3 separate regions of the Homo sapiens genome follow, and regions 2 and 3 are each linked to region 1. Evidence: chromatin loops called from intact Hi-C (ENCODE). Cell type or tissue: endothelial cell of umbilical vein. All regions are shown on one strand. Region 1 overlaps NPAS3 (neuronal PAS domain protein 3). Region 2 overlaps NPAS3 (neuronal PAS domain protein 3). Region 3 overlaps NPAS3 (neuronal PAS domain protein 3).

Region 1 (8,000 bases):
ATAAAACTCAGAGGTTCAGGAAACCATCCTCTATCTGCATGTTCCTTAAAGCCTTAGCGCGTTCCTAGTGAAGAACCAATTTTTTTTTTTGTTTCCATGGCAAAGCAGTGCTAAACAGGATTACCTGGGGTCCTAAAACAATGTTTCTATTGGCGAGAGAAGGCCAAGAGGGAAGGGGTTTCTTAATATAAAGCTTGCTTCTCCAAAACCTAGATGAAAATCTAAACAGCATCTGTAATTCTTTACCTGATACCCAGATGCATATTACTGACATACTTCCTAGGTTCACCAAAACCCACACATGGCCCACAGGTATCTGTGTTACCTCTGCCAAGGGCCTTGAACTGCCTTGAAAACATCCAATCTAGGCCATATTTTTTCCTTCCCAGGGAAAATTTCTTTCTGCATACATTCTCTTGCTCTCAAAAAGTTTGCATAGTTATTGAAAGTAATAGATTTAATCTGCCAGCACATTAAAAATTAACAGCATCAGAGAAAGTTTTTGTCTTATTATTGAATGTGGTGAATTTGCAGCTGTAGGAGCCTGAAAGGAGGAGACGCCCAGAGGAAAACCTGGTGTGCTGCTTTAGTGAGTCATTTTGGAAATTATTTATATCTGTAGATAAAAATGCAGTAGGCACGAAAGCCATATCAGAAAGAAACAAATTGTATGCATTTATAAACATATATAGGCATGTGAATAAACACATATTCACACAAAAATGCATCAAAAGATACTTTAAATAATTCAACTGCTATCAGTCTCTTTAACAATGATGATTTTAAGAAAAAGAGATTATATCTTTGGACTGTCATTCCAAAGAAGGGAGTGAGGATGAAAGATAAAAAGCCATAGGGCATTTGTTGTCTAAAACTGACATCAATTTTCAGGTTACCAGCCTAGTTCTAGAACTTATGCAAAAATCTAAAGTCAATTTCCTTATTACAGTCCTACTGAAATTATCACTGAAATTGTTGCCATGTTACTTCTGTCATGAAACCTTATCTTCTTATGTAAGAGCTAAAACCCAATATAGATTGAATGTGTGTGTATAGAAATGAAATTTGGATTTCACATGAATTTAATGATTTTAGACCTCCTTCCCAGAAGGTCAAGTTATTTCTTTTTCTTCATATGAGCAGTTTGCATTCACTCATCATTCTTATAGGGTCCAAGCTAACTGAGAAAGGATAGCTGGCTTTAGTGTAGAGGTATTATTTTGCATATATTGCCCATATAAGCACCGCATTATGGACAGAAATTATCTTTACTTTCTAACTTTGCATAATAAAATAAGCCATTAAATTAATACCATATAGAAAATACTGCTTGTCAGGCAAAGAAATGCATATTGCTTTCCAGAAAACCAGGGACATTATATTGCCAACGCCTGCATGAATAATACATGGGTTAATTCAGAAAAACACCGTTTCATTATTTAAATATGAATAAATTACAGACTTAGAATGATGACTAAATTTTCTTAATCTTACTTTTGCTCAGTGCTCTACTTCAAAATGAATCTGAAAATACTGTTTAATCCACACAAATAAAATGAACTAGCTCCTTACAAAGTATTTTTTTTCTGACTTTAGATCTCTTCAACTATAAAATGAAGAATACTCCATCTTCCTTTTTTTGTCTTGCTCACTTTAAGTCCAGAAATTAAGAAGCAATGTAGGTTTTCGATTCATACATTTGAAAATGGTAAGCTTATCTTGAATTATCCTGAGATTCTATGATTCAGTCTAACAAGAACAGCTCGCTGTGCACAAACTTCCTGTGTTTTAGCCTCACTGTCTGGAAAAATATGTTCAAAGGAACAAATAAGAATAACATGATTCTCACGTATGATGACGCACATTTCTTTCATTCTCTTTCACAGATAGTGGTCTACTCTGAAGACCTGTTAAAAATCAGTCCCATTTGGGCACTGATGAAAGCATGAGGAGAGAAAGAAATGCACCTGTAATAAGAAATTAATTTGGAGTTAAAATAAGTAAAACATCCCCACGCAGTGCATTCAGGCTAAGCATAGAGTGACAGCCAGCAGATTATTCTACCGATTTCTAATGCTGGAAATTCGGATGGCATTTACTAGCATAACCTTTCAACTCTGAGCACATCAATAGAGGCCGACAGTGGCTTGAAATATGATTCCTTGCAGATAGCATATCCTCATTCATCTGACTGTGCTGCTCTGTGCTCCATTGCACAAACAGCGTCTCACCCACTTCTGAGAGGACACTAATAAAAAAGGCATCAATTTTCAGCTCTAGTACTACTGTGATCTCTTTATATGTTCGACATCCAACATTAAATTAAAATGCTGTTATAAATCCTACTTTCTGAATCTGGAATGAGTGTTGGGTTTTTGTCGCATGAGACTGCAGCAAATCTTGTCAAAAGCAAGGAAGCACGTCTTGTTCACTCAGAATTAATGTTGTGGATGAAAGAAGGAGGTAAAAGGGGTTGAATATGGTGAACTGAGGGTGTCAGAGGCAGTGGGGACTGAAGCTTCAGGGTGCCACACCAGGCAGGGTATTTGCTGCTTTCAAGAAGTGGCTAATCAAGAATTGTAATTATCAACGACAAGCTGTGTGGCAGGAAGATTACTGATCAACAGACATACACATCCACACATCCATACATATCAACAGAAAAATTCTAGGCGTAAAAAAATTGTCGATTATTACCCTGTGGAAGAAAAATACTTTCCAAACACCAACGGTCCTGAAGAAGCCCTGTGGATTCTATCAAATCTCTGCAAAGAGGCTGCCACTGGGATTCAAAGCCAAATAGCACAGGTGACATGTTTTCTGGGCCTTATGTCATTGTTACATAATTTTAAGGTTATAAGAGAAATACCTTAAATCACTGGATTGCAAGAGAATAATATTGTTAGATACTGACATGTATGACTTAAGACAGTTTCAGAAGGGTTCTATGTAAAGATGACAGGGGAGGGAGGAAAATAAAACACCCTGCAACTACAGAGAAGAAAGAAACTGGTAAGGTTTTTCCACTCTGCTCAAGGTGGCGATGCATTATAGGAGAACATTAGGGATTTTTTCTACTCTTTCTGATGAAAAGATCCCTGCCAATATAGATGATCACCTAAGAACTATGAACTAAAAGGCATTAGGAGCTTCAACAAAGATACAGAGCACAGAGCTGTATTCTTCTGCCTGGCTCGTTCATAATTATGGATGAAATAAAGAGGCGTGTTTGCCTATTTGGAAGGGTGGGGTGGAAGGAAAAGGGGGGAAGAACGAGCAGTTCAATATCTGGATCGAACAGAGGAACTTTTTCCCCCAAGGATCCTGCCGGGAGGAACCTTGACATGCACAAAGTCAGAACGTAGACAAAGTTGCCCTGGTGAGAACGATAAGGTCACCCGTGGGATTGCTGAGATTATCTCTGTCAAGCACTCGGACAGCATGCAGTCAAATGATGCATCATGCAGTCATTTTCGGGGGGGAAAAATCAATTTCTTCACCAGGTCGCTATTTGCTTTTCAAAGTGCCCTTGTAGGCCTTCACCACCAAGCATTTATCAATTTAAATGTTGTAAATTGATAATGTGCCACTGTGCCTTGTACTGTTTCTGAATTATTTTGATACTTATATTTTCTCAATAGTCTCCAAACCCTCAGAGCTTCCACATTCAAAAGGGCATTTTTCTTTGTTACACCCAGAAGTGATGAACTTTTCATGATTAGTGTACAGGAGACAAATGTAGACTTGCTGGTTGGGGTGGCAGGGGGGTGGTCACAAGCTGCAGAAAATTATATATTTTTCTGCTTTTTTTTAAAAAAATTAAGGTATGTCTACTTGAAACGTTTTGAAAAGGGGGGCCATAAAGCAGTATTTGCATTCATTTATTAAAAGAACTCCAGTTATCCTAGCATTGAATACATTTAGAACACCAACTGCAAAAATGCTAACACTTGGCTCCATCATTGTAATCCCTCTGCTGTGTTGAAATAATACCTTTTTTGTCTTTATATTCCAGCTCTTTAGGATGTCATGATGCCAAACAAGAATAATAACTTACAAGGAAAGCTAATGTCTTCTTTTTTTTTTCAACCCCACTAAAGAAATATATATATCTTCTACAAGCAGGGAAGTAAGAGTATTAGCCACATACTAACCTCAACTTGATTTGCATTGAAAAACACAGAATGGAAGAGTGAGCCTTGCACTTTGGAAAAGCAAAAGAAAGACATGGCGGTTGCAAAGCATCTTTAACCTCCAGTGATTTATTGGCCCTCGGCCAAGTTATCAGGGGAATCTAATTCTTCTTTATTATTCAAATAAACCACATTTGGCACCATGGTTCCCTTTCAGAATAGCTTCACAAATAGACTGAGCTCTGTCATTTATTTGACCTTGTACTTGTGTGCTGTAGCTGTAATTTTATTTGCCATTTTATATAACAAATGCAGAGAAATCTAAAATATGGAGATGAACAACAGGATAAGGAAAGGAGTTTATGGCAAATATATCTGCATGGCTTAAAAAAAATACCAAATTTAAAACAACCACTTACCCCCTTTCACCTTCACCTCTATTAACTCTTATTATAATCTGCAGCCACCCTGCCCTTTTCAGCAAGCTGCCTTGAATCAAGCCAATTTGTAACCTTGTCTGCAGCTACCTTCTGGCTGGCTTACAATAGTCAGGAAATACCTTATATAAGGGTGAGGACTTGGTGAGAAAAAGGGAAGTGACTCATTATGTGCAGGAGGGGACTGGAGGCAGTGGGGGGTGATTAGAACACATTTCAAGAGAGGTTTTAGCTGGCACGTAGGGTATTTTCTAATGGTATCACCCCATACAAATGTGTAAATTTCCTGGCTTGCTCTAGATCTCATTTTTGTTGTAAACAGGACCCTATATTAACTTGAATGCACTTTGCTGGGATAGGTGTGCATCAGAATTATCCTGTCTCACCTCACTTTCCAGAAAAAATGTTTTCAGAGGATGTGAGTCCAATTGTATTCTCTGGTTAACTGAGTCTCTCATGTCCTCTGCCTCTGGCAACGATAATGTGAATTTCTCATGAGGGCTTAGAAGAAAATGCAGGATGTGAGTATGGGTGAAGGAAAGCCAGTTTGAAACCCTGTAAACCACCAAACTAGCCAATGCTATTGTGAGGCCTGGATGCGGGAACAGAACATCGCTCTCCGATGGTCTTCCGCACAGCTATGGCTGGCGGGGAATGGGCTTCTGCCTGCTTATGAGATTTGTAATTTGGGTCTTTGTGTTTGCTGTGTAGATCACGACAGCCTTGCTGTGAATATGGACTCCAGTGGAAGCAAATCAATGTCATAATCTACAGGTTAGCTCTTCCAAAATCCTACGTGAGATTTTCAGATTTCAGTCCCAGAAAAACTTTGCCTTCCTTAAGAAACAATGGTTTTTCATTTTTGATGGTTTACTGGATTTCCCTTTTTGCTTTGGTTACCATGAAGCTCATGGTTACATCTGAAACTTTAATAAAGACCATTTATAATAAATGGTCTTTTTATGAGCCTCTTTGTTGTGTTTTCCTACTATGTGGTAACAGTTTACCTACTTTTGCTTATCTCCTTTTCCTTATTCCCTAGTTCTATTTTGACATTATTTTTATCATATGTGTTTATGTAAGCTATTTGAAATCCTTTGTGGAAAGAGGAGAGTATAAGCCAACAAATAAATATTTCTCTAAGCTTTAAATCCTGTATCAACTAGAAATACTTTTTATTTATCATGTAAAGTCTCTTTTGGATTCTTTGGCGATTAAGCCCCTTACATTTTGGAAGAGATTTCATAAACGCTGGCTATATATCATTGCTACATTTTCAGTGTTAGGGAACCCATTCTGTTTTCTTAATTCATTTTCACTTCTGCCTGTTCCATTATAGCTAGAAAGCAGAGCTGTCATGAACAGCTCTGAATGCCATCATCAGGTATAACAAGTTATTCAGTCTCTATGCAAGCCAAACTCAGCATCAGTATGTGGGAATCTTCCTTTAAGATAAGGCCTCTTGGTGAGTAACTGGGCATCATTTTTACACAGGAAAGCAAGTCAACAGTGCATACTTCTATAACCTGAAACCAGTTCTTGGATGTTGTTAGGTTAAATATATACATCTCTCCTCTCTCTCTCTCTCTCTCTCTCTCTCTGTGTGTGTGTGTGTGTGTGTATGTATGTGTATCTGGCAAAGTCAAGAGGACTGTTGAGGAGCTTCAGAAATCATCATCATTCACTCATTCCCATAATTACAACAAGATGAGAATACTTTAAAGAGAATACCTGGCATGCACATGCCCTGGACACCAGGAGCTGTCCCACCCAAGGGAGAGTCAAAGAGAAAATCCGCTCTGGCTGTCTCTATCCCCATGCTACACAACAGAGCTCAGTAGAAGTTTCCCTATCTTGTTTTCTTGTGAGCCAAAAAAGAATCCTAATTCTATCCTGAGCATAAGCTGTTTTAAAGCCACCACATTTATGTACACATTGAAAGAAAATAAAACTGAGGAAGGGATATCTTGAGAGTTAGCAATACAGACATAGCTATGCTCTGTAACAAACTGACATGCTCACAGTCCTCCTGAACAATTTCACTGGACAAGTCTTTGATGACAGAGTTACACATTGTCTTTATTTAACAAAACTATTTGGAAAGGAAAGGAGGGTCCATAACTTTACAGATTCCTTATCACTGTCTAGAATTTGATAGAATAACCACTTAGCCAAAGTTGTAGCATACAAGCAGAGCATTTGGTTTGCATTTGATTAAGGGTGTGTGTGTGTGTGTGTGCTCATAAAAGAACAAATGCTTAATTTACTTAGAGTATATTTACTTTGTATATCACCCCACAACCCCTAAAACTGAAAAAGGGCATTGATGAAACTTGGAAAGAGTTGTATCTTGGGGACCTCTATTTCTCTATTAGGACTCAAACTGGGTTGAAAACTCTTTTCCAGAGTTTTAGCATAGATTTTTTGTTTTTCCCTCATGCTTTGGGCTTTTAAAAATATATCATGTTCTTATCAGATTCTTTTCATATTAATGCAGAACTATACTTAAGCTTTAGTTTTGAACTCTAAATACATAAACTGGTATACGCAAAAATCACTTTTAAATACATAAATTGGTATATGCAAAAATCACTTTCTACTGATTGACCCCTCATCAATTCAGTTGTATAGTGCTGCCAAATGAAGGCCCATGTCTCCTATCTCATAGCCTCTACCTGCATATTTGACAGTTTCTGCCAACACTGAACACATCCACCACAGGAGAAGAAGGCAATGGCACATTTTGGCCAGGGTCTGCCCCTGGATAAGTCAAGATGCCGACTACTGGTACGTGCTTTAAAACCCATTATATATAAAAGCAAGGACTGACTGCACAAAAATTGCCAGATACTGTACCATGTCTACACAGTTGCTTTATTTCACAGAAGCGTCAATTATTTGTCTCAGATTTTACTTAATGATACAGTAGAAAAGCAGCTAAATAAAATACTTTTAAGGAGAAACCAGCATAGGGTTAAAGCCAAATTTTTCTTGAACAGATGATATTTCAGATGGCCGCACTATTCCAGATGCATCAATTTCCTTGAAAATCCGATCCATATATGTGCATATGCTGTGCTGGCAGGAGGACTGACTGAAATGGCCAAAACCCAAGAGCTAATATTCTTTTGGCCAGAATAATGCAATTATTATTTTCCTAGCTATCAGTCTAAGCATACAGAGCCATCTGTTATGCAAAGCAAACATACACATCTCAATTACAGAAAATGCAGTTGCCTTGACAGAATTTGGATTACACCACTAAGCAGGGCTGTAAAATGTGTTTTGAGCTAGTATATAATGGATGCTTTTCAGGAGTTCCCTAATTAGCATTTACCTGCTTAAACTAATTATTCACCCTTCTTCTTTACTGGCTTATTAAACTTTGCTGGATACCCTGCATGAAACATGAATATGTGCATTGCAGAAC
Region 2 (8,000 bases), 200 kb before region 1:
TTGGTGTTTTTCAAAAGCCTAATTAGTGACTGACTATTTTAAAGGATCATAAAATTTCACATTTGGAAGAAAATTTGGGAGGGTCTATCTTCGCTCCTTTCCCTTTTTATTTTCAGGTGAAGAAGGAGGCTCCAGAAGGCTCATCCCTGTCCAAAGTCACCTAGCTTGTAAATGGCAAATAGTGCCTGGAACTATGTTTCCATGTCTTGTTTAAGAGTCACTTCAACTTAGTTATACCTGTGTGCATATTCACATTGAATGAAACATTAGAAATAGATACCACATGCCAATTTTTTTTTTTTTGAGATGGAGTCTCGCTCTGTCGCCCAGGCTGGAGTTTAGTGGCGTGATCTCGGCTCACTGCAAGCTCTGCGTCCCAGGTTCACGCCATTCTCCTGCCTCAGCCTCCTGAGTAGCTGGGACCACAGGCCCCGCCACCATGCCCAGCTAATTTTTTTGTATTTTTAGTAGAGACGGGGTTTCACCATGTTAGCCAGGATGGTCTCAATCTCCTGATCTCGTGATCCTCCTGCCTCGGCCTCCCAAAGTGCTGGGATTACAAGCATGAGCCACAGCGCCCAGCCACCAGATGCCAGTTTATTAAGTAAACTGTATATGAACTTTTGAAAAGATTTCATTTATAACTAGAAGCTCAAGTTATTTGAAAAATCTTTGAGAAGTAATATAAACTAAAAAGAAAACAAAGAAAATTACCAAAGCAGTAACTAAATAGTTGTCAAGAAATGTCAAAGAACAATCAGAGGGTGTGTTTGTCTGTCTGTGTGTATGTGTGGGTTTGAGGGAGGGTGGAATTGAAGAGAAGAAAGGGATATCTGTTAGATCCCACAATTTTTAGGTTTAAATTAACATATTTTTTTCCAAATTCATTTCATAATGCCAACAGAGCTTTTTTTCCTCAGGTGACAGGTTATGTTCAAATTTCAGAAACAAGTCTGACAGCATGTATCCAAACATGTAGATCGCTGAATTTTTCATTTTATAGTTGCCTTTAAGGCCTGAGATGTACAGAAAAGAATATTGTCAAGATGGCCTGGGTTCAAATCCTAGCTCTGGCACTTAATAGCCGCACAACTGTGATACTAAGACAATTGAAATGACTTGCTTTGTTTCCAGGTTAGTATATCAAAGATTTAAAACCTAGTACAAAAAAATAAGTGTGTTGCAAAGATTTTTTGTTTTGTTTTGTTTTGAGATGGAGTCTTACTCACTCTGTAGTCCAGGCTGGAGTGCGGTGGTGTGATCTCGGCTCACTGCAACCACCGTCTCCCAGGTTCAAGCAGTTCTCCTGCCTCAGCCTCCCGAGTTGCTGGGATTACAGGCATGCACCACCATGCACAGCTAATTTTTGTATTTTTAGTAGAGACTGGGTTTTACCATGTTGGCCAGGCTGGTCCTGAACTCCTGACCTCAATTGATATGCCCACCTCGGCCTCCCAAAGTGCTGGGATTACTGTGCCTGGCAGTTCTTTTTTTCTGAATAAAGTTAACAAAAGGTATTTTCCTGGTTCTTTAGTTTCTAAGACACATAATCTATGAGGGACCTTGCTAGGTGCCAGGAAGCTGACCAAGGTAAATCAAATGTAAATCTGTCCTCAAAGAGTTTACAGACTGTAAGTTGGGGGAAGACATCTATAATTATTTCTAATATTGCCATAAGAGGGAGATGATTCAGTATCTGATCAAGAAAGGGGGTTTTGATCCTGGTTATGTGACAGAGTCACTTGCGAAGCTTTGTTAACATGTGAATTCCCAGACTCTATCCCCCAGAGTTCTAATTTGATAGGATTGGGTTACAGTCCAGCATTTGTTTGCATTTTAAAGCTTCAGAGGTGATACTAACTACCTGAGAATATCTGGCAAATGGGTTTGCAGTTACACCAGTGGTTCTCAACCATGGCTACACATTGGAATAAACCAGCAAGTCTTGAAAAGTCCCCCTGTCCCGGCTGTACCTGAGACCTGTTAAATCTGGATCTCAGGTGGTGGGGCACTGGCATCAATATTCATAGACATTTTTAAAGTTTTCCAGGCTGGGCATTGTGGCTCACACCTGTAACCCCAGTGCTTTGGGAGCCTCAGGGAGGAGGATTGCTTGAGCCCAGGAGTTCAAGACCAGCTTGGGCAACATAGGGAGACTCCCATCTCTACAAAAAATGAAAAAATTAGCTGGGCATATTGGTTCATGTCTTTGGCCCCAGCTACTTGGAGGCTGAGGTTTGAGGATTGCTTGAACCTAGGAGATGGATGCTGCAGTGAGCCGTGATTCCGCCACTGCACGCCAGCCTGGATGACAGAGCAAGATCTTGTCTCAAAAAAAAAAAAAAAAAAAAAAAAAAGAAAAAAAAAATCCAAGTCTTTCAGGGCTGGTTGGAGGGAATGAAAATGTGTGCAAAGTGCCTAGGTATAATGCCTGATGTGTATTATATGCTCAACAAATACTGTTTGATTAATTAACAAGCATGTTCCATAAGAAAGGTTTGGAATAAGATCTTCAGGAGTTCAGGGTAGGAAGAAAATACTTTCAGCTGAATGGATCCAGGAACATTTCAATTGGTGTCAGCAGGAGAAAAGACAGAGATGGGGCCCAGATGGCAGTACAATCAATGGAAATTGGCAATGGGACCTGAGGAGAAGAGCTGGTATCATAATTTTTGTGCCTGTCCCACAGGACGATGACGACAATAGACTAAATGGTAAATGGTAACCAAATGGTAACCAGTGGAGACAAAGATGATTTCCCTGTGAACAGTTTGTACTTGAGCAGCCTGGGAAGATCCTGGAGAAGGTGTTCAGGGGATAGTCGAAAATAAGAGTTAGGCACTTAAGTGATGATAGTTGAAGGTATAGTTCTGGAAGGTTATTTTTTTTTCTTCCTGGAGGTGATAATTAAAACCAAGAAATTCAATAGAATTGCCAAAGGAGAAAACATACATAAGAGTGCCAAAGGCATTTTTACCCACTTTGAGTAGCTGAAGCCTCAGGCAACTTATGTTTTTGTTTTTTGTTATTCTCTAAATTGAGGTCCTCTTGCTCTAGAATAATTTTGTTTAAAAAATAGCACTTTTCTGAAAGCTCTTAAGCACCCTTTTTCTCCATCCACAATTCCATTCTAACATAAATGCCAGGCTTGCCATACCACCACCAATCCCAGTGCTAACATATCAAAGAATGGATATGGCTTCCTTGTAAAGTTAAGTAGGTGAATGTAAAATGATGGTGAATACAAATATATAAGCCTAGATTCTAATATGTCAAGAGCCATGAAACTATAAAAAGAATCTACTTTAAAATGAAAGGAATATTGGTGGGGGGCGGTAAAAATAACATTGTATTGGGAAACAGAACATCTGTTTTCAGTCCTGGTTCTGGTAACTTTGGCAAGTCTTCTAGCTTGGTGAGGGTAGGATTTCCTCAGATATAAAATGGTGTCAAAGAATCAGGCAATGATGCCTACAATTCTCACTCATCTCTAGGGAGTTCTATAACCAAATGTCTAATGGAGTGGCACTTCCTGTGCTGTAGCATTACCCCACCTCCTCCTTTACAGCCCCATAGTGGGGGCAGGAGTTTCAGAATACAGCTGCAAATTGATAAATTCAGCTTAATAATTCATTAGTAGGGATCTTATAGATCATATTTGAATTGAAATAAGCTTTGGTTCTGGCCAATGCTGGGTAAAAGCTGCCTCAGTGTTCAAAAAGTTCATCTTAATCTGGTCTTAAATCTCATCTACAGACATTCTTCAGAAGAGCTTTCTGAACTAAAAGATTCTTTGCCCCTGAGCTCAGTGTTACATAAGAGCTCGATCCTCATGTTTCCTTTCATTGTTCCTGTTTTATCACAAAAAGCTGTACAAAAATGCTAAAGCTCATATTTTTCTAAACTCCTTACACAGCACTGCCCGGATGCCAGCAACAGTGAAGCAGAATGCACAAGATTACTGAGTTGAAATCCCATCATCTTTGATAAAAATGTCCACATTAGCATTATTTGATCATCCCATAGTGAGGAAATCATTGTTTGACTTTTATTTTTCTTCTCTGCTGCAAGGAGTGACTGTGTGTGATGCTGTTAGATGCATGTCCGCAGAGTTTAGGATGAATGTGGGAGTGTTAACAAGCCACATTATTTGGGCAAATGTATATTTCTGTTCCTGCCATATGCTCCTTTCAGTTTTCTGTTGGTGATACACTCTTAGATGTGCTCCACTAATATCCTCTCATTATAAACAGGCCCATCACAAAGACCTTGATAAAACCTCCCCTCTGTCAATACTTGAGGAAAGAAAGTCCATGACGGAAAAATACATCTGGAAGCTATTCTCCTTTCTTTTAGGAATAAATCTCAGTTCTAGTAATCTAAAATGTTCTCTTTAACAAAAGGAAGTGCCAAGTACTCTGTGCATTATTTCCCACATATAATGTAAAGTATAGAATAGGGCTAGGCGACTAGGGGAACGAAAAAGGCTTCAGGTACGAAAAAAAAAAAAAAAAGACAAGAGTCCCTGGGTTTAGAGCATCTTCAGAGATTTTTCACTTGTCCTTTAAGGGAATCCAAATTTACCTTAAAAATTAAGCTTCCTTCTGGCACTCTGGTCCCTTTTCTTTTTTTTTCCTCTGTAGAAGTCTGGTTTAGCATACAGATCGTCAAATCACTAGCTCAGGTGGGAGAGTCAGCTAATTATTTTTAAGTGACGGGGGCTCTGAGGTGGCCTGAAACCTGCCGAAAGATAAGGGCTTAGCCGGGTCTTCTGAAACTAAACATCTAGCCTACAGCATAACAACTTAATCTGAACCAGCATGAGAATATCAACCTTGTGTAGACTACTTCATGCAAATTTATAGGGAGTGGGGCTTCCAGGATTTAGACCATATTCATAGGCTGGAGAATCTGCCCTAGCAGATCTGCTTCTGTCTCACTCTTGCCACCTAGGTCTTTCCTTGCACAAGGCCTGAAAAAACAAATACCAATAAAAACAAGCCTTAGCTGAAACCAGGGACTCTTCCACAGATGCAAGCGCCATGGAGAAGGCGGCTCATAACTGAAGGAGGAGCCCTTAGACCTTCTGGGAGGCAGAAGCAGAGTAGAATGGCATTTCCTTTCCCTTACAGGATCTCAGATTTTAGTTCTAAAAACTGACTTTACAACTAAAACTATAGGCTTTGTCATAAGCCACAGTGGGAGTTTAGCAACTGTGGATGAGAAAAGGCAGAACAGGGAAAAGCTGACTTCACAAGGTGGAAGTGAGATCCAGGGAGGGGGTGACAATGCAGACCTCCTCCAGGGCCAAGGAGGATGCAACAGGAGAGGTGGTCCTGGAATGCTGTCATCAGCTATGTATGGAGATGGCTATCAACTCAGGAAGTAAGTGGATGGTAGGGGTCTTTTTGGGAGTTCGTCCAACCAAATTCTTGTAAGATCAGGGATATTCAATATTAGACAGAAGTAAGGGAGTAAGATTCAGCACTTAAGGATAGAAGACCAGCAGGAATTAGGTTGTCAGGGTTTCAGGTGGGCTCAACTTAAGGGCAGCTCTGGTGATGGATAAGAGAGCAGGTGAAAGTGGGTTCCAGGGAGAGAATCCCAGCCAAAGTTAGGAACGAAGGCTGGTAGAAACCAGTCCTGTGGCATAAAAAGTCTACAATTACATAAAAAGTGTTAATTATCAGGGACTCCATGATCTTTCACTTGTTTTAAATGGGAATGAGGTGAGCGGGAAGAGTGATGTAATTGGAGCATATAGTTTGATGCTTGGTCTGAATCCTGAAGAGACTAAGGGAAGGTTGGTTCAGGAAATGGACAGATCTGAAGTTATACATAAGGAAGGCACAGGAAAAGGAAAGAAGTCAAGGCCTAACTTATCTCCTCTCCTTGACATACTAAAGTCCTGAAGGAAAACAGACTTCAGGTACACGTATGCATGTGAACATGGGTATTGTTACTCTTACACATGAAGTCAACTCACTTTGTTCAACACCCAAATTATTAAAATGAGTAAATGGGCCTGGCACATGAGGGAAAACCTATTTTGTTCTTTACTTTAATTGGAAAGCTTACAACACCTAATGCTGATGTGAGGGATTTCTTTTAAACAAAAAACCTCTGGGGTTAGTGGTTCTTACATTTGAATGTGCACAGGAATCACGTGGAGAGCTTATTAATAATGTTGGTTCCCAGGTTCCTGCCCCAAAAGTTCAGATTTTCTAAATCGACACAGGGGCCTGGGAATCCGCATAACAGCAAGAACTCCTAGTGCCCTGTATGACAGTGGCTGGCAGGACATACCATCCACCCAGCTGCAGCTTCCTCTCCATCAGGAGAGCAGAATGAATTGAGAGATCTTAATAAAGATGACCCAGGTGCACATCACAGACTGCCTTCTAAATGAGCAAAGAAAGATGAACATATATTTATGATTAAAGCTGTACTTAAAAAAATCCTACTCTGTAGAACATAACTTGTTGCCTTTTGGCTCTTTGAAAATGGAGGATCAGTGCATGAGAAGCAGGAAGCCTTGGCTGATGTGGGATCAGGGCATATTTCCTGTGCACGCTCCTTTATCTCTGAAAAGGTCTGCATTCTCTCAGTGGCCGCACCACAGTGGGCTGCACTGTAGTGCTGTAAGCCTCTGGGGGAGGCTGAGCTCTGCCAATCCCCTCCCCCTAGCCCAGCCGGCCCCTGGCTGAGCTCCTGATTAATTCCGGGGATTCTGAGAGGTTAACCCTTCATTTGATGGCTCCAGTGGGGAGCTGAGAGATTGCTGGTAATTTTTCACTCTTAGTTTTTTTTTTTTTTAATGCAGAAATATTTTCTAAGGGAGCAAATAAAAAATTATTTTTAAAACCACATTTAAAATACATTAGCCACAGCATTCTCTTCTTACATGACTGTATCCTCCAAACAACAATTATTTCCCATCCATCTCTCTTAACAAACTTCACATACGTAGCATAAAAAATATAACTATAATTACAGCTTTAGCTTCTCAAAATGTGCCTGGCCCCCCCATTAGCTTCCTGTTCCCTTTGGAGAAAACAGTCTTTTTCTACTAAAGATAAGATTTTTTATTGGGATAGTTTAACTAAGCTGGAGAGATCTCCTTAATGAGATTATGTAAATGTATGCCAAGGATATAAACCACATTTTCTCAGAGGGTGGAACACTTCAAATATCATTTAATAAAACAGGACCATGGGTAGAAACACCTCGATAAATTGTTAAGGGGCAAAGCAAGAAGGCTGAACTGTATACATCTGATCAAATTTCATTTGATTCAGTTACTTTATTAAAGTCTCCTAGAGAAGGACAGAGGCCCATTGTACTACTGTGGAGGGGAACTTTTTTATTCCTCTATCACTTGATGTAAAGGAGCGGGGTGTCGCCCTTCATAGCCCCCTGAGGCCCCTCATGGCTTAGTGTCACTGTCTTGAGGGTAGAGAGGCAGTTCTTCTCAATATTACACACGGCAATTGTATTTTCCAACAACGTTATATAAAAAAAGACTCAGAACTAGTCCCACGTCAGGCAAGGAAGAAAAACTGCTTCCCTACTCCCCCTACTTAGCACCTCCCCAGGAAGAAGTACTGTACTACATTGATGCATTTTCTTTAGAACCCCCAAGCTCTTATTAGAAAAGAAATTACGTAAATATTTTCTATTTTCTATTCTTGCTTAACGCCTTTGTTGAATGTGTGTTTTACTTAAATGTCCTGAGTTTCCCAACTAGTCTTGTTCTAAGTTAGTACTTAAACTTTGTTTCTCTTTGTTTGTTTCTCTTGAGTTTGCTAGCAGAACTTGGACACAGACACTAAACTGCAATAAATGCAACATATATTCAAAGACAGCCGTGTACCCCTCCGCCGAAGATGGTAGTCCTAGAGAGCATTCTGCTGCTGTGAGAAGATGTTAAGGCAGCCTCACGGAAGGATAGCCTCCCCAGTGCCCCCATTTAACTTCAAGGGCTCTAGGAGAATAAATGA
Region 3 (8,000 bases), 89 kb before region 1:
TTGATTCAGGAGCATTATTAATACACTATTAGTGGGGGATGAAGATGGGTCTCATGCTGAACCAAAAGACAGCTGCCTTTGATCCACAGGGATCACAGAGTCTTTGCATCTCTAATGAACAGTGTGGTTTCCTTCCCCATCCTCCCCCTGACATTGCAAGTCATTTGAGGAAATTATAGATGACATGAGCCTACCTATGGGCTCCAGGTTAAGGAGTCCCTGGGATACCTCTGAGGCCTCTCTCTCTCACTTTCCAACTAGAGCAGCTCTATACTGGTGTGTTTTATTTGGTTTTGGTCATTCCCAAAGGTTTAGCTTAAAGAACGTGTTTTATTGATGGAAGTAGAGGGAGAACCACTGTGTTAGACTTGCTGGTATACTGCATTACCTCGGGGGATATGTGAAATCAGTTTTCAAAACAGAAGAAAAAGATAGAAACAGACCAACTAAGTTAAGGTGACACTATTAATATAAAAAGTCATAATATAAACTACTGGCTTAAATGTTAGCCTGGGAAACAAAAGTCTGTTCTTGTTTCTCCTCTATCTGTCTTCACCACTGATTCTTGAAATGAGGCTGGATAAGTCACTGTACCTTTTCTGTCTCTCCAGTTTTTAACTTGTTGTCTTGAAGAGGCAATCTTTGCTTCCTCTGATGAGGAGAATGAATTAGGAAACATCTATAAAGTCTTCTAAGCACATAAACAGTTCCCCTCAATTTCTACAGTGTCTACTTATTATAAGAGTGGCAGCCACAAAGGTGAAAGAAACCATAGCAGAAAGAGCTTGGGCAAGGCTTGCTGCCCTTTCGGGCTGAGAGGCGGGAAAGGAGTGTGGCTGGCATCCCAGAAAATCGACACCTAAGATTTGTAGGAGCTTCGAGGAGCGTGCGCTTGGAGTAAGTGGCGATATTTACTTGGAAGAGTTGGCATTTCTATCGCTTCCTGCAGTCAATTTGACATCCCTCACCTAGAACTAGATGTTATCCACTGACTGCAACGCACCCCACTCCCACTGCAAGAGTAACACAATTATCTTTTTTTTTTTTACATAATCTGCATAATTAATGCCTGTGTATTTGAACAATTTTATGTGAAAAATAAATCCATGAGGACTACTCCTGCCAAGGGCAGCCAGCATAGTGTTGAGTCACCAGCAACCGGGTCTAGGGAAGTATTAATAGTAAAGTGGAAAGAGAGCCTGACTCCCGCTTCCTCTTCCCCTCTTTATTAAAGCAATCTCACACATGCTGTAGGAAAACTTTCTCTAATCAATTTTCATCTGTCCTTTTTCCTTCAGTATCAAAAATGTCATAGTTGGAGAGGAAATGGAAATGACTTCTTCCAGGAACTTAAGAAACTACACTTTCTACTTAGTTAACTGTATACTCATATTAAAGTCTTTTCTAGAATTCAGGCTTCTTTATGTCTGGGATGATATCCTATTCATCATTATAGTTCCCAAGACACCTAGCACTGTGCTCAATAAATGCTTGTTGGTTTGATTAAACTGATGACCTTAGAAGGCTTTTCTGTATGTGGCCTCTCTCCTCTCTGGGACCCTGTGTTGTTATCATTTGTATGTCAGACTAAAGACCTGAGATTCAGAACTTTAGGGGCTTGTTACAGTCTCACAGCTGCATCAGATGCACAATCAAGGCTATAAATCAGTCTGTTTCTATGAATTTGACTTTTGTAGCTTTCACATAGAAGTATTTGTCTTTCTGTGTCTGCTGTTATTTCACTTAGCGCGATGTCCTCCATGTTCATTGGCATTACAAATGGCAGGATCTACCTTTTTAAGGGCAAATAATATTCCTCTGTGTGTGTGTTTCATTATCCATTCATCTACTGATGAACCCTTAGGTTGATTCCGTATCTTGGCTACTGTGAATAAGGCTGCAATGAACACGAAAGGGCAGATATCTCTTTGACATACTAATTTCATTTTCTTTGGATAATGGGTGAGGAAGTGAAGGAAATGGGAGATTTTGGTTAGGGTGTACAAAGTTTTAGATACACAGAATAAGTTCTAGAGATCTAATGTACAGCATGGAGACTACAGTTAATAATACTGTATTGTATATTTAAAATTTGCAAAGAGTAGATCTTAAGTGCTCTCACCACCAAAGAAAGGTAACTGTGAAAAGAGATGTAAACTCTAGCTGGACTAGAGTAACCTCAGTTCACTAAGTTCATTATGAATATGTATATCAAAACATCATGCTATACACCTCAAATACACACAATTTCAATTAAAAAATTTTAAAAAGAAGAAATCAGTCTGTGTCACATTCCAGTGATCTTTGTTTCAGACATTGCTTTGGTTGAAGGAAGGGTGCATTTTGACCTTGGAGTTGAAAAGGCCAGAGTTGGAATCTCAGCTCTCCTACTTTCTAACTGTAAGCCTCCATCTTCTCATCTGTAAAATGAGACTTTTACAACTTACTCTTGGGTTGTTGAGAGAATTAAATAAGATGAATAATGTGACTGGCATATGTTAGGCAGCTAATAACTGGCAGCTGTAATAATAAGAACAACAACAATCATTACCCACGTGGACTCCTTGCCCTGAATTACAATTGATAAGAGAAACCAATACATGCCACACAGTTAGCACAGTACTTAATTGTGCCAATCATTAAGAAAGTCCCCAAACTACTAGTCTTCTGTTTGCAGTGTACCTCAAACACAATGCTTTTCAAGTAGGTCTAGTTGTGGAAAGTCTGACTGAACAGAAATTCGATACTAAACTTATTTTTTGCTTCAGTAGCACAGCAGTAGGAATAGAGACAAGAGAGGCATCTGGTAATGCGGTGGGGCACAACCACCAAGTGAGAAAACTGGTGGCCTCAGAATGTCCCTATTTAGACTATGGCCTCAAGAGTTATTCCCATAATTTATTTCTGCTCAGAGTGAAGGAAAAGAGGATGTTTGTTTGCAAATAGATAGAAAACTTGATGCAAACGGTATGACTTTTACCCAACTTTGTGGTTTTTTGAGACTATGGGATGAAATATTGAGATTTACTACCTTGAAGAGATATGAGGGGGTACAAGTTCTTGCAGTCTTGTACTCTTCAAAAAGGCCACTACAGGAGAAACGAAACAAAACAAAAAACCCAAAACAACAACAAGGCGAAAGCAAACAACAATGAAGAAAACTAAATGGAAAAGGATTCTTTGGGCTTCCTGAGTCATCCACTTCCTTTTTCCAAGCTGAGTTAATATCCCTAGTGCTACGTGCATTTGTAAAATTTCCGGTAATGTAAACACTGTTCTCTCTCACCCATTCTCTTACAGTCATATATTTTGTTTTTCATATATTCAGGCAAGAATAGTAGAAAAGTGCTGTTAAGTTTTTATATGAATTGCCTTCTGCCAGTTAGCTGGATGTACATTGCCCTGTTGTGTTAAAAGATTTCACAAAGCCACATGCATGCTTGGATTTATCTGGGAAAAGCAAAAGAGTTCACTTGCTGTTAAAAAAAAAAAAAAAAAAAAAAAAGAGCCAAAGGTATATAGAGAAAAAGTTGGGCTAGTTTTTATTTAATACTTTTGTCAGCTTGAGCTGGTCACAGGGTGTATTTGGGAAAATGCAGACACATGCCTGAGGGCTATGCAGGTAGTTAGGAGAACTGGGTTCTAGTCTCAGCTTTGAGATTACCTCCCTGTGTTGATTAGGTGGGTATTATTCCCTCCAGGTTCATGTATAAAAGGAAGGGGCTGAACTGAAAAGATCTATCTACTCTGCTTCTTTGAACTTTATCTTCCTCATCCGTACAGTGGAGGCAGTTACATCCACCTTGCAGGGTGTTCTGAAGATTGAATGAGATCGTGTGTGTAAATCACCTATAGCAGTGTCCAGCAGGGTATATGTATTCAGAAAGTTCTAGCCTTCCTCCTTTCTCCCATTTTAAGTTTCCTCCAATTTAGAACACTTTGTAATCAGGAACACGTGGTGATCTTCATGAGCAGTGTCATCAAATAAAACTATGATTGCAATAGATACACCTGGCATCCACTCCCTGTGAGTGACTTGACTCGGGATTTTTTGAAGTGAGGGTCAAACTGCAGCTCACCTTTCCAGTGTTGAAAGAAGCCCCATAGAAATCACTTGGGATATAAATATTTATGCACCAACAGTTGGCTAGTCAGCAGCATGGTGTGGTCTATACATGCTTTGAAGGCAGATGGTTTATAATTTTTAAACTTAACAATAAAGACAAAGGTAATGTCTAAAGAGGTTAAATGCCCTTTTATTATTTGGAATGCGTCTTTACTTAGAGCTGCAGAGCCTAAATTTTTGGGAATTTTTCTTTAAAAAAATCTAATCGTCACTTTTTTTCACCACTGGAAAAGGTTAGGACATAAAATATCTACCTGGTGGTCCCAGCAGGTGAACCGAAACTTGTCTAAAATGGAAAGACTTTGTTAACACTGGCAAATCAGAACCAGTGCAGCAGAATTAATACAATTTCAATTCTTCTTTGTGTCTGCAATGGCTTCCTATTATCCTGATAAGTGGGCAGCCATTTCACTTCTTTTATTGATATAGCTGTGAAAAAGAATTAGATTTCAACACTTATGTAACTGAGATTAATTGATTGATTAGATTATTAATTAAATATTCCATTAAATTTTCTTTTGAAAAAAAAAAATGGCACAGGATTGTGGATTCCCTAAGGTTTTGTTCCTAACCCATGGAAGAATAAACAAGGAAATGCATAACTAAACATTGTATCTTATCTTTTGAAAGATAATTAAGCAAGCAGATGCATTACTATGTAGAAAATTTACTCACTGCTGGCTGTCTTATAAGACTGCCTTTATCCAGCATCTCTACATCCCAGTTCAAGGTGGGGAGACTTTCTCTTTTGTGAACAAACCACAGAAATCAGTGAGTTACGAGGAAAATCATTTGGGGACCACACCTTTAGGCACATCTATTTCTACACAATAACGGGCCTGTTTTAGTTAGGAATAAAATGGTTTACCTAAAACTTCCAATCATGCAGTGTTTCAGGGATCTGTAGAAAAATAAAAACAGCAAGTGGCCTTTCAGGTAACCCATAATTAAAAGCAATTTTGAGCTGTCTTTTCAGGGAACCTACCCAAGGGAAGTATTTGCTACCTGTTTGACCTTCACGATTGTGAGTCCTTGGCAGTGTCAACGACCCTCTGAACTGAATTCAAAACTAATCTCTGACAGAAAGAGAGAAACAGAATTCATGCAAATCATATTAATTCCAACATTTCCCCAGTGAGCTGGGTATAAACTACAGCCTAATTAAATATTTTTTAACGATGTGAGTAATTTTTGCCAAGGGGCGGATTCAGGGGAAAATTTAATATGAGATCACAAAAGCTGTTCCCAGCGTTGATTCTGTAAATTAATGACTATCTGCCTTATGATAAAAACATGCTGCCAAGAATGAAAATGAAGTCGGCAAAGCTTGCTCTATTTGTCTAACAACCAAATATACAGAATGCAGAACTTTAAAGGCAATGGGAAATTTCCATTGTGTTTCTGTGATATACACAGGATAAAGACGCACCATGCTGACAACCCAAGAGTCAGCTTTAAGGCATTGTCAGCAATACGGGGCCATTTTTAGGTAGCTGTTGGCAAGGTCCAGGGACCTACTTTAAAGCAGCTAGTTAGTTAAAAAATTATATGCAACTTGCTTCCCAAAGAGATTCAAGGTGGCTCACGATAAGAGACATGTACACACAAGTAACAGTGTTAAAGGCAAAATGGAAGGTCAAAAATATGCCAAGGGCAAGTGCTCCATTATTTGGTACAAATGTTGCCAGCATTACAGCTCCATGGATTCCTTCCTCGGACTGACCATTAAAACAGCTTTTCACACCCATCTTGATCCTCAGGGCAGTTCACTTTGGAAACCTAAATTGGATTGCTGTCCAAGGTCACGGGGGTGAGAAATGGGGGTGAATACAGCAAGCAAGGGGATGATGTCAACATAGCCCTGGACAGCTTATTGCATCTAAATCTATAAATGGCAGTGGACAAAAGGTGGCCTGGTAGATAAGACTTTTCTGGTCTGCTTAAGTCCAATTTGAGAATGGAGCTTCCCCTCGTGTTCGGACTCCAGTTTTAGGAAGCAGTTTGACAAAAAAGCAACTCAGCATATGTTACAGAGAACCAAGGCATGGCGCCTGAATCAGAGCCAAGGAAAAGTCCCTCATCTCGTTTTGCTTCGTGAGGGCAACCTACTTTTAACGACTCCTGTAGTTAACACCCAGAAGTTGCCGGCGGTCCCCTGTGACATATGACTTGGGCTCTGCGAGCCCCTGGTCACTAGGCCAGCCCATCACAAGGGTTTTAGGAGCTATATTTATTTAAATTTCTGTCGGTGCCCAGAGATGGAGATTGAATTTACAGTCTTTCAATTAGAAGGTCATCTGTGCTAACTAGTGCACCACTGCCTCATTATAATCATAAAATTAGTGAGAAAAGACTGGCATGAGTAATATGGAAACGCTGGTTTCAAAGGTGAAAAGGTGCTGTTTCCTCAGGTTATAGCAGAGGAGAATGCAACAGCAAGCTCTTAATCAGTAAATATTCCCATTTAGAGCAAAGAGAAGTCCTTGACACCCATTACAACAAAATATAAGGATGCCAAGATAATTTTATGAGAATACATACAAATATTCACAGTGACTCACAGTTTTCATATTTACTTACACATAAATTTTCCTTGCAAATTTAATACAAGTAAAAGTAGCATGAATGTCTCCAAAGCACAGCTTTTGATTTTTAACCGTATTTGTCAAAAATCTCAGCTGATGATTAATAAACAAATCAAAATGAAATAAAAGGCAGGGCTGGGATGTGGAACACCTCATGACTGGTTGTATGGGTAGCAGGCTGCCATGCTAAGCCTTATCATTTTTAAACTTTAACATGTTGTTAATGTTATTAATGGAAACGCTGGGTGCTACTTAATATTTTTGCCCACTAGAAATGTTATTTCTAGGAAAAGAAAAATAAGCCACCAAAAGTGGCCTACTCCAAAATTAAAAGGGAAGGAAACAAACCAAACTAACATGTATTGAGCATTTACGTCTATCAGGTACTTTTATATCAGTTTTTTTCCTCTTCATAATGACCTTATAGAAAGGGGGTATTATTATCCTTAATGTACAAATAGAGGAAACAGAGGTATAGAGAAAAGGTACAAGTCTCCTGACTTTCACCAAGGAATTAGTGACAGAGCTGGACTACAGACCCAGCTCTGACCTCAAAGCTATATACTTGTGGGTTTTTTTAATATATAATTTGTATTCTAATTATCTTATATCAGTTGAGATGGTGCTTATTTAAAATGCATTTCAATTTCCCTAACCTAAAAGAGAGTCTTCAGGGACTTCCTTAATATAAAGCTAAACAACTTAAGGAACTGGATCCAGGGAGAAAAGAATGATTTAACTTTGAAAACTCAGTAAGTACTTATTACCCACCTAGCCTATGAACAGTGATGTCCTATGTATGATCGGGGTACCAGGAAGAAGACAGATCTGTGCTAACTGAAAAGTGGACATACAACCAACTAACTGATGCAGAGTGGCACGTCCCCGTACAAAGGCAGAGTGCAGCACTTTGGCGGGAGAAAGGAAGATGGCACTGCATGGCGCGAAAAAGGCTTCACAGCCTAAGTTGTAGGAGGTGTGATGATTTCTGCACGGGCCTTGTGAACAAAGTCTCAAAGAGGCAGAGAGATGGTTGTTGACCTGTCTTTCTTAGAAGAAGAGGGGATGACCGCAGTCTTTGTCTGGCTCCTTTCTTCCCTTTGTGTTTGATCTGGCTTTTTCCTTTTCTCTTGCCAAGCCTCCCTTCCTTCCTCCCTTGCTTTCCCTCTTCTTGTTCCATGTGGCTGGAATCCTCAGACCTACAATGGGCATCAGAACTGCTTCAAGTCTGTCGGTTCTGGCCTGGGTCCTGCTCCTGCTCCTGCAACAAGGACCCAAGTCCTTTGAGG

Evidence for each region. A loop is a pair of places that touch in the nucleus more often than their neighbours do. Peaks named below come from ENCODE experiments on the same cell type or tissue, not always from the same donor. Only the 100,000 strongest peaks of a DNase experiment are listed, where the experiment ranks them.
Region 2: it touches region 1 in a loop (5-fold over the local background); 2 of 110 quality-filtered maps call a loop at or near these places.
Region 3: a loop joins it to region 1, with 7 times the contacts of the local background. A loop is called at or near these places in 3 of 110 quality-filtered maps.

The regions. Positions count from the first base shown.
Region 1 is chr14:33,561,709-33,569,708 of GRCh38, reverse strand. The region is part of intron 5 of NPAS3 (neuronal PAS domain protein 3); the gene reads right to left. Among named protein-coding and RNA genes, the nearest start is that of SNORA89, 140 kb to the left of the region's middle. RefSeq lists an enhancer at 4,644-5,173. In endothelial cell of umbilical vein, no CTCF peak of the experiment used is centred here; DNase peaks (open chromatin) are centred at 578, 1,798 and 4,748; H3K27ac peaks cover 6,121 bases.
Region 2 is chr14:33,764,114-33,772,113 of GRCh38, reverse strand. The region is part of intron 7 of NPAS3 (neuronal PAS domain protein 3); the gene reads right to left. Among named protein-coding and RNA genes, the nearest start is that of SNORA89, 59 kb to the right of the region's middle. In endothelial cell of umbilical vein, no CTCF peak of the experiment used is centred here; DNase peaks (open chromatin) are centred at 3,763 and 6,573; H3K27ac peaks cover 1,139 bases.
Region 3 is chr14:33,650,837-33,658,836 of GRCh38, reverse strand. All of the region lies in intron 5 of NPAS3 (neuronal PAS domain protein 3), which reads right to left. Among named protein-coding and RNA genes, the nearest start is that of SNORA89, 54 kb to the left of the region's middle. In endothelial cell of umbilical vein, no CTCF peak of the experiment used is centred here; DNase peaks (open chromatin) are centred at 1,166 and 3,246; H3K27ac peaks cover 2,445 bases.